Linked DNA regions of Homo sapiens: region 1 is linked to region 2. The links are chromatin loops, found by intact Hi-C in ENCODE. Cell type or tissue: CD4-positive, alpha-beta T cell. All regions are shown on one strand. Links, peaks and the distances in the headings refer to the core of each region. The heading gives the core; the rest is flanking DNA. Region 1 overlaps TNIP3 (TNFAIP3 interacting protein 3). Region 2 has its middle 25 kb from the start of TNIP3.

Region 1 (5,389 bases), core at 254-5,253, 50 kb before region 2:
CAACATTTCATTATTGCATATTCTATTTAGTTTCTGAATGTCATCACAATTCATTTCTATTTTATGTAATCATTAGCTTGTGTAATATTGGTCCAGCAAGAATCTAATAATGATATATAAATGACCTTATGGTATTACTAAATTCTGTACTAAGTAATTTTATTTTCCAGTTATTAAACTCCAATTCAGAAAGAAAATATCTTTAATAGTCATTCCAGAGCAATATAAAATGGAAAATTATAATTGGGTAGCAATTCTGTTATTATACCATAATAGATTTTAAAATTGCATATATTATGCAACACACATTCCGGTTAATGGTATGCCTTTCTAATAAAACAACTCCATTATTGTTGGAACTCAAGAACTTCATTAAAACCACTGGCTATATTTGTAGTAGAAAGCAAAGAAAAAAGAGAGTCCTATAGTGTTTTGATAAATACCTGGATATTTTATTATGGAATTCTCACATTTCATATTTCTTTTCTATGATGCTGTTGTAATCTATGGCCTTTGTCACTCCCATTGCTGCTGTGTACAGCTGTCCAGATTGCGTATTGTACTTCAGCAGGCTCCATTCACATAGAGTACCATGATGAGCCCCTCAGACTTGTAAAGTTCACAACCTGCAAAACTACATGTGGTGTCCCTGACTCCCTATTTACACTCCATAACAGACTCCTTGTATTAAAAACTAGATTTCTGTGATCTCAGCTCTGACTTCAAACGAGATCAAATTTCAAGAATGGCCTGAAATTAGACTACATAGCTCATCTTCAGCATTTTTAGATAGATTCAAATCTTTGGAAATTAACAAGTTAGAGTCCCAGGTGTGTGTCATATGAGACTTTAAACATGTAGCAGACATTTCTAACTTTTGATTATGTATACTTGATGAGAATAGAAGTGGGATTTTGATTATAGCTCAGTTTATACAGCCCGCTTCTGGGTGGCCTCACAAGACCATAGAAACAAGCAGTAGAAAGTATAGCAGATTCTAGAAAGAAAACAGAAAATGTTAAATCAATAAAAAATAAGATTTAAAAAAGTACTCTTAGTTGTGAGTACTTCATAAGTGACTTTTAGTTTTCCCCAGCATACTTTGAGGTGGGCGTTGTGGGCAACCCTGGCCTAAACTAAGAGCCCTGCCTTGGAGTCTGACATTTAGTCATAAGGGAACACAGTTCCGAGCCTTTGGTTTCCTCTGTCTGTCTGCCAGTGACATTTAAAACATCTGTCTAGCAAACTCAACCTGGAATAGTGGGTGTGCATCTGTGCTTTGTAGTACAATTGCAGAGCTTTGTTGTTGTTATAATACAGCTCTGCTTACAGTTTTCATTTCTAACCCCAGATGGAATTCTGACTCTGAGACTGAAAAAGGAACAGAAGCCAGAATTGAGGTTCATGCATTTCTGCATTCGCACATTTTCTTTGTCTTAAGGAGTTCAATTTAACCCCAGGTGCATCAAATTAAAGTTATGTATGTAACACAACTTTATAGTAAGTCCTCCCCAAGTACGAATGAATGTATGTTGAGTAAACATCCCCAAAAGATCCCATTAAGATGTAAACATGAAAGAATGCTCAATACAGCTGTGGTCTCACCATTTGCCTTGTGTTGTACATCTGGCGGAAGCTGGTCAAGAGCATACCACTGATAGTCTGGCTGTGTGGAACAATACAACATTATTATAGCAATATGGACTTCAAATATAGTGGCATGTCAAAAATACAATTAGGCTATGTGGCTTTTATTAAGCAGGCAACACAAAAGTAATTTCTATCCAAACCTATTGCCAACCTCACTCATCCTGCTTACCCCCCATCACTGCCATCATCTCTCCCTACCCCCTCTTAAATCCACTCTGTGTTTGGCCAGAATTTCTACCACTTTGAGGTTGTGACATATTTTCTTTCTTTTTTTGAAACAGATGTGTTTTGAATATCTGCAGAAGTATAAACACTTGTAAAACTTACTACAGCCCATCAATAAAACAAAGCAACTTAGCATCAACAAATACTCTTTTTGAGACCCTCACACTAGAGGCAATGAGAAGGCCAGGAAAAAAAGTTTAATACAAGTTTTCTAATGGTTTAAGGAAGAAATTTAAGCTATTAAATGGGGATTTGGCATTGACAGAAGTTCAGGATGGTGAAGCAGGGCAAATCTTTCCCTTTTTGCTGTTGTGAAGAACCGATCCAGCAGAACCTATCCTCTAAATTGCTCATATAGTTTAGTCTACAGAGACAAGATTTTTCTCTTGGGATTTTCTCCTAGGTTTACACCAGTTAAGAACAGCTAGATATTGAATGTCGAACAAATTGCATTGAATAAATAGTAAACCCATAGGCCTGAATCATCAAGATATCTCCAAGGCCAGCACCTCTGTATTTAACGCTTAGGAATGGAGCAATCTCAGCTTTACCTGCCCACAAAGCAGGTCTGTCTTTCTGCTCTGAATGCTCACCCCTGCCTCCTACTTCTCCACAAGACACAGAGAATATAGATTTTTTTGTTGTTCTGTAATTCAATTATCTCCTAAAAATAACTTGAGGAAAATTTTTCTAACATGAGCCAACAGAGAGCATTTACAAGGCTGCCAGACCACTGAAAGTAGCCCAGAAAGTTCAATTACTCAATAAGACACTGAGAAATGCTGCTTTTAGTGCAGTTTGACCCCACTGTACCCCTACTCTAGACACCTAGGCCCTTGGCTCCTCTGGCTTATGAAAAAGCTAGAAGAGGAAATGAGATCACCTCTGTTTTTTATCTTCTCGTTTATTTTTAGATGTCTCAAATAACACATAGGATAAGTGACGTGAGCCTCAGTTTTATATTCCAGGAGAGTTGCCAAGAGAAGGTAAATATCCTGTAATGTTACCAACACTATAGCATGTGACTTAATTCAGCCTTCGATATAGACAAGAAACATGAAATATTATTTTTAAATTAACTTTGAGGATTTGGTTGTAAACTCTACTGTTATGCTGAGATTTTTTTCATCTGACTACTGCTTGAAAATGTAGGCCATTCTGGCCAGGCGCAGTGGCTCATGCCTGTAATCTCAGCACTTTGGGAGGCCAAGGTGGGCGGATCATGAGGTCAGGAGTTTGAGACCAGCCTGGGCAATATGGTGAAACCCCATCTCCGCTAAAATTACAAAAATTAGCCACGTGTGGTGGTGTGTGCCTGTAGTCCCAGCCAGTCGGGAGGCTGAGGCAGGAGAATTGCCTGAACCCAGGAGGTACAGGTTGCAGTGAGCCAAGATCGCACCACTGCACTACAGCCTGGATGACAGAGCGAGATGCCTTCTCAAAAAAAAAGAAAAAAGAAAAAAAGAAAGAAAATGTAGGCCATTCTACATGGCTTGGAGTCCTTTTTCAAATATAGGCCTTTATTTGGTGACAATTTTATGTGACCTGGACTGCCTTGCCTTTTTTAATTGACATGGACTGTTTGATGAGCTATAGTAGGTGAATTCCTTCCTTCTTTCCATAAAGAAATATTTGACTGAAACAATAATTTGTACTCCTAGGTAAATGTGAATGACTGATTGGTTTTATAGTTAACCTTTCATAAGAATATTTCTCCAATCCCCCAACCTGTAGAAGCCAACTCCTATAGGTTAATTCACTCCTACAGTAAATTTCTCTTTATGTTTCTCACAATCTGAGTTGACTTCTACATTCTTGAAAAAAAAATTTAATGTTATTGGTAAAGACTGAAAAGTAAGCAAACAGGTAAAGAAAAAAAAGGAAAAGGGGGAGGGAGAGCAGACAGAACTAGCAACCCGCAATAACATGAAAAGACTCAATTCTTAGCGGTGTGCTGTGTCATACCAGGGTCAAATAAGAGATGCTCATTAAATCCTCACATTCCTTCAGCCACCCAAAGAGTCATTATCTCCTCCCTTGGGAAAAGGGTTTTGAGTCACACTCGAACAAAAGTATGAGAACTTTCAGGAAGCCAAGAGAATCATGTTCTCTGTAAGCATTCTGGTAGGAAAATCCCAGTTAAAAATCTTAGATTTTTTCATCATGAGAAACACAATTAATCAAACCTAAAGGGTAGCGGGATTTGTCTGGGTAAATCCAAAATGCAGAAAATGCATATTTTTTTCCTGGATAAATTTCTATCTATGTAGGCAAAATAAAAAGTAGAGGAGGGTAGGTGGAATACTGCTATTGAGAAGGAAAAAAAGGGTGCTTTGGGCCTCACTAATTCAGGTTGACTGTCCAAATCAATTCCCCTCACAAATAATTGCTCAACTCTGCATTTCATTTTGTCTGGGAAGACACAGCCATGGAGAACAACTTAAGTGGGTCACTTTTTCTTGGATCCTTTAAGAAAATCCTTTCAATTGGAAAATGTCAAAATCTATTTTGCACATATGTAGCAATATCCATAGTAGTTCAATATAAATTTACAACCGAACAAAAGCATCTCATTTTTCTTGTTTTGCCATATCCACTTTCCTTTATACATAAATACACTTTATACAGAAAATGTCCTTTGGGTAGAATGAAGTATGCCAATTGAAAATGTTATATGTTGTTCAAGGAATTATTCCCAATTTAATACCTTTCAGTTAATTTATTCGTATCTATGTGTCCTATGGATTCAGTGTCCCAAAGATAATTCTAGTGTACATTGACCACTCCAACTTTGCAAGTTAGAGGCTGAGAGAAAACAGAGGCTCTTGCTGTAGATAATATAATGTGCTGAAATTCCAGAGATGCACATAATTTCTACCAAAACAGTATACTAAGCACTTTTTCAAATGCACTCTTACTTACTGGGTGCTCCCGTTGCTTCTGCACAGCTCCAGGGCCTGTTGGTACCCATGGATCTTGCAGGTGGAAAACCAAGCCGCAGTTACAGGGTGGGCAATACATCTGAGGAGAACAAAACTGTGGGGTCACTACCAGTGGGAGAGACTGAGGAGTTGCAGTGACATTGCTTTATACAAAAGGTTTGGTTTCAATCTTAAGGTTCCACTTAATCTGGCATAATTATAACTCAAAATAGTAAACATGTCAATAGACTCAGGACCAATACAAACGAGGCTCACAGGTCAAGTTTTACCTAAGGTGAAACTATAATCATTTCCCCATTTTGAAGAAATTAGACACACTTGAAAAGTATATAGAGTTAACTTTATGTTTTTGAGTTATCTTTATTGAGGGCCCTCAATGAAGAAAATCTATTCATTGAGTCATAAAATAGGTTTTCTTAAATTGTAGCCAGGGAAAACTAAAATCCAGAAAGGAAATTAGGAATTAGGACAAATAATATTCATTATTTAAGGCTATTAGAGAACCCATGGGATAGAATGCTTCAGTGCTCAAGAAGGCATGTTATTTTTTCAAAAGAGGCAGTATTTGATTT
Region 2 (5,389 bases), core at 198-5,197:
TAACATTCTTAGGAAACCTTTTAGATTATTCTTTAATTAATATAGGAATTTGTACATGAAAATATTTTACATTCTCTTTTGAATTAGTGAAATCAATATGTTTCATAAATTTCGATTTGACCTAGATTTATTTCACAGAAGAAAGTGCTTATCAAAGTTCATTTTTTCCTATAAAGCTCAACATTCTGACAATTGAGAGGCAGAATTAACTAAAGTTGGAAAATCCTCCTTTTTTCTTGAGATCACTTAATAATTGCATCCAACAGTGTTGTGCTCTTAATACAATACTATGACCTGAGGGTAAAACAAACAAACAAAAAAAACACCCTACCAAACTTTTAAACACCAATAGAACAGATCCTATATAACCCTTGCATTAGTTCTGTGGGTACATAGTTGTTCCCACCTTGGGATCTGTTCCAAGAATCTGCTCAACTGATTGAGAGTTATGGCTCCAATGATCTCTGCTCTGGGCCCTACCTCTTACTCATACATATTTTTCAGATAGTAAGCTTGAGCGTCAGTGAGGCTAAGCAGTGAGGCTAGACACCTTCTCCCAGGTCACTTGACTCATGAAGAGCAGGGTAAGATTTCATGCTGAAGCTTGTGACTTTTTACTCTACATCTGGGATCTTAGTGACCTCAGCCATTGTTAATAAAGAAGGACCATGGAGGGCTATGCTATTTCCAAAGAATTTGTTTTAGGTTTTCCATTTTGACAGGCATTTCTGCTCTAGTTCTAAAGAAAACAACTATAGGTCCCTCCAACTGAAATGTAGCTGATTTGTAAAGTCAGATGTTCAGAGAGGCTTGGGAGATAAGATATAGGGATCAGGTCTATCTTTTATATTTTTGACCAAAGTCCATGGATGGGATTCAATCAAATTAAATACAGAATAATATGTGTGCTATGTGTTTATCGTCTCTTCCTGAAGATAGGGTCTCTAACAAGTTCTGGACCTCTCAAAAGCTTAAAAGCCCTGACACAACTTTAGTTACTTTCACATGTGACTACTTTTTTTGGTCTAAGAGTACACTTTTACTATGTTTTCTTTCTTTCCTTTTTTTTAACCATCCAGGAATTATAAAAATTCAGAAATGACTCTTTGAACCAAATACTATTACTAAAATCTTGATTTAAGGGGGCCTCTTGACTAAATTATAAATGAACAGGGAATTATGGAGGCAATATTATTAGGCAAAGAGTTTGAGGTGAGAGTAACAGAAATTAATGAAATTCAGTAAATATCTGTTGGGTCTTGGCTTCTTCACAGCTTATTTTAAACTTACATGGACAGAAATCTCCTTCCTTCCTGCCCTTCACTCACAAGAATAAATCAACATAGAAATTAAATAGAAATGATATTAATATGAATTAGATGTTATCAATAGGATAGTAGGTTTCACCAATTTGACAATGAAACTTAAAAAAAAAAACTCTCCCCTAAGTTATATATTATTGTGAACTGTTTTTCCCAGACTAACATTGGGAAATAACGGTCTGCCCTGTAATCTCTGTGAGCAGCCAGAGAGGACACAGGAAGAGATCAATGATTTTCAGGTGTTTGGAGCCCTCATATTTTTGTTACTTGTTCAAAGGTCTCCAGTACAGAAGTCTCCAAAAAATTATCTAAAGGGTCCAATATGTTGTTGAATGTCATTGTTTAATGAGCTCATCTAAAGTTTATTTAAATTTTACTAGTTGATTAGAACCTAAATAAATAGGATTCTAAACTTGTAGAATCCTATCTGGTAGAGAAGATAATCCAAAATGTTATGGTTTACTGCCTTGAATGGCAGTTTTGTATCTAATCATCCTGTTCTAACACTTCTCCATTAAATTGTTTATGAATACCCAGCTCCTCAAATGCTCCTGAAATGAGCTGTCTCATGTTTCAGGATACCTCATTAATTAATACATTGAATAAAACCTTGGACATGGGTTCATTTTGTTTGCATGACCATCATGTTTTTAACTTTTTGTAAATTATACATTAACACCCCTGGATATCAGTACTTTAAGACCATTGAATTTCAAGTTGACACTAATGATGCCTGGTGAGCATGCAACCCCAAACCACCAGACTTGGTTTTTATGGTTACATGGTACGGTTGCCTCATTAGTATTGGCAAGTAGTGTAAATTCTAGAGGAAAATAATTACATTCAATAGGAAAAACACATAACCACAGTCTTAGAAATAACTTGAAAAATCATTTAATTGACCTCCTGCATTAACATAACAAAGAAATGAGGCTCAGTGGGGCTAAGTGATAGCAAAGCCAAAATAAGAATTTAGGATGTTAGTGTTCTTTCTTCCTCCACACACTCGCCTACCTCAAATGCCACATTTCTTCCCAGTCCATTGCCAAGGTCACATTTTCTGCTTTGATCTTATGTCATAAACCATTATTTTCAGGAAAGACCCTGGAGAACAAAGCTCATCTTCAAATATGAGAAAAGGAAGAATTGACAGTAGATTCTTCTATAATGGAAATGCTTCCAGATGTTCAAACATCAGGAATCTGGGTGACCCAGAATGAGAAGTGTTGTGTAAAAGATGCTAATCAAGCAGCAATTTTCAGGTTTTAGTTTTTGTTATTATGATTTACTGTAACTATGCTCCTGGTGATTTTGTGAAGAAACAAGTGACTCATAAATTACTCTGTGTATGTGTGTTTTAGATGACTGAGTTCAGGTGTCTTAATTACTTGAGTAATTGGAAATATTAACAGTTGTGGCTTAAGATTGTAGTAGAAGAGAGAGGGTTTGCTGAGAGAATTTTGAAAGTAACATTTTCCTCGGACAAGAAGGAACATTTCTAAAGTTTTACCCAAGGCTATGTAATTTAAAAATTTAAATAGATATCGAAGAATTGTATTTGCATGTCTGAAATGAAAGCCCAGAGAATAGGGTGGGGAATGTTTCTTATAAACCTGGGCTCTGTTGTTGCCCTCAATCTGCATTCTTGGCTAGCTCCCTGTTTATTTCCTCCCTGCTTTTGTGATGTGCCAGCTCACTATACTGATGCCACAAACTAGATCCAAACCTCTTGTGGCTGTGCCCAGGAGGACCGTGCAGGCAGAGGAGCCAGTTTGGAGCAGAGATAGAGTGCAGCTGCAGGTGCTGGTGCTAGCCCCAGTGAGAGGTTAGGAGTGAACAGAGTTGTGTAGAAACCACATCCTCCTACAGGCATCCTGCTGACATAGGTTTGGCCTTCTTCTTGGGACTGCTCTGCATGGGTGAAACAATCTCATTCACAAAACAGAGTGACAGATTAAAACAGAATATAGAGCTTTTGAAAACACAGTGTTTTAACAGAAGATATTCTGATACATGCATATCTTGGCCTTTTTGCCTGGCGTGTTTACTCATATTTAGTATCCTTTGAATTATAAACTTCATGAAGGCAGAGACAGGTTTAGCCTGCTAATCATTGTATTTTTCAGAGCCTCACAGAGCCTCATCATTGTATTTTTCAGAGCCTCACATACTTATTAAGTATTTGACAAGAGAGTAAATTGACAAGAATAACTAGATCTGAATTGGAAGAGGAGAAGCTCCCATTAAAAAGTCCTGTGCAAGTTGGTCCCCTGTCTTCTTCAGATGCACTCTATCTAAGTTATCCATATTATGTCTTTCCTTCTCAGCCTCAGTAAATCCTATTCTGGGAAAAGGGGCTGACAAAGGCTTAACAGTTGAGTTGCGTAACAGGGGACACACCTGTCTGCTATAAGCCATAGAATGTCAATGTCAGTGAGCAGGGATCTGGAGGTATACTGGAGTTCAGAAGTCCTTTCCAAGTTCCCTGGAATTAAAGCCATAGTCAGGCCAATACTCGAAATAAATATGAATAAGGGTAGAACCTTAACCGAAGTGTTGAGCTCAATACTCCCCGAACAAACTCTCAGAGAGTTTCTTCATAAAAGCTCAAAGAAAAATGATGTCACATTAGATTTCATGGGTAAGGTAAGCCTGGAAGACCAAGTTATGCTAAGATGGGATCTTCTACCCAGGGAGCCAGGACCCTAGTAGAGAAAAAGGACAAAACCAAGAAGAGGGTCAAACACTGTTACTCTCACTACCATTTATTCCAAAGTTGAAAATTACACAAAATTTACCCTCTGACAGGGACACAGGAAGAACATAGCTTAATAGCATTTTGGGTCAACAGAGGGGAGCTTCCTTGTTTTTGTTGTTTTTGTTTTTGTTGTTGTTGTTGTTATTTTAGTATGGCATGCTATCATTAAGGTTATTTTTATTTATTTGAAATTCTATTTTCATGAAGAAGCAGAGACTATAAGGAATGCACAATCAAAGATTTAGAGAATAGGAAACATTGGCTCCTAATCAACTTTATGAACAAGGCTGAGCCCCTATATTTAGGTGAAGAAAAACTTGGCACTTGATCTAACATTTGTATCACCTGTTAATGCTTTTGCACCATTGTTCTACAGTGGAAATACACTCAGGTGGGTTTATTGATAAACACCTGGAAGAGAACAAAGTTAACCTAGCTACACATGCACAGAAAAATTATGTATTTTATTGTTAGTTTTCTTGGAAATAGGCATTTCAACAAGAACATTTAAATGATGTATTTTACAGTTGTGTCTATGTTGCAAAATGAAGTAGAGTATATAAGTTATGTCTGATACATTCACCTCATGTAACCACATCCTGTGTCAACTATAGTTGTCCTTTAACTTATCAAAATGTTTCTCTCAAATCGCTACCTGAATTTTAGACAGGTACAGTTCCAAGTTGTGACATTCTCTAGGAATATGAGAAGACTAAATTTTGAGTCATGTCTAATAATTTTCCCTAGTATCTCATTGTTATTTATTAACTATGTATTTAAGTAAAGATTATTATCATATGACAAAACACTACTATCTTAAAATTATTCTCTCAACTCAAACCAATATTGTTAAGGCTGAGTTTCATTGGGACAAATATTTGAAAGGACCTTTTTCTTTAAGACACAGCCATTGATAAAAATAATTTTATTCAAATCTTTGGAAATTATGACAAAGGTGGTGATAAGGACATAATTTTTATGAGTATATCTGGCATATTAAGTTATTTAGATACCATATATTTAAGAGCTGTCTAAAAATTTTATAATAGAAATGCATTACCTTTTTGTTTAATCATTAAATAACATTTATTTGAAACAACAGTTTAAATGTGAATTTTTTTCACATCTATATTGGAATTTCCTTTCAAGACATGATTACAAGTCTTGATTCTACCTCACCAGAGTCTTTTAAGTTCGTGTGCATACAAAAAAGAGATGCCGAGCCAAGTCTGACCGCTGAAGCAGTTTGCCAATCTCAATCGACGCCTGAACTGTCTGTGGGTGTTAAGGAATGTTAAGAAATAATGGA

Evidence for each region. Hi-C counts contacts between places; a loop is a spot of excess contacts. Peaks named below come from ENCODE experiments on the same cell type or tissue, not always from the same donor. Only the 100,000 strongest peaks of a DNase experiment are listed, where the experiment ranks them.
Region 1: a loop joins it to region 2, with 2.1 times the contacts of the local background. A loop is called at or near these places in 6 of 110 quality-filtered maps.

What each region holds. Positions count from the first base shown.
Region 1 is chr4:121,137,019-121,142,407 of GRCh38, forward strand. TNIP3 (TNFAIP3 interacting protein 3) reads right to left here. Exons shown (of 11, transcript NM_024873.6): 9 at 4,798-4,896; 10 at 1,606-1,666. Among named protein-coding and RNA genes, the nearest start is that of TNIP3, 25 kb to the right of the region's middle. In CD4-positive, alpha-beta T cell, for the core only: no CTCF peak of the experiment used is centred there; a DNase peak (open chromatin) is centred at 2,783; H3K27ac peaks cover 1,261 bases.
Region 2 is chr4:121,186,884-121,192,272 of GRCh38, forward strand. It overlaps a transcript of TNIP3 not described here. Among named protein-coding and RNA genes, the nearest start is that of TNIP3, 25 kb to the left of the region's middle. In CD4-positive, alpha-beta T cell, for the core only: no CTCF peak of the experiment used is centred there; a DNase peak (open chromatin) is centred at 3,168; H3K4me3 peaks cover 467 bases; H3K27ac peaks cover 2,181 bases.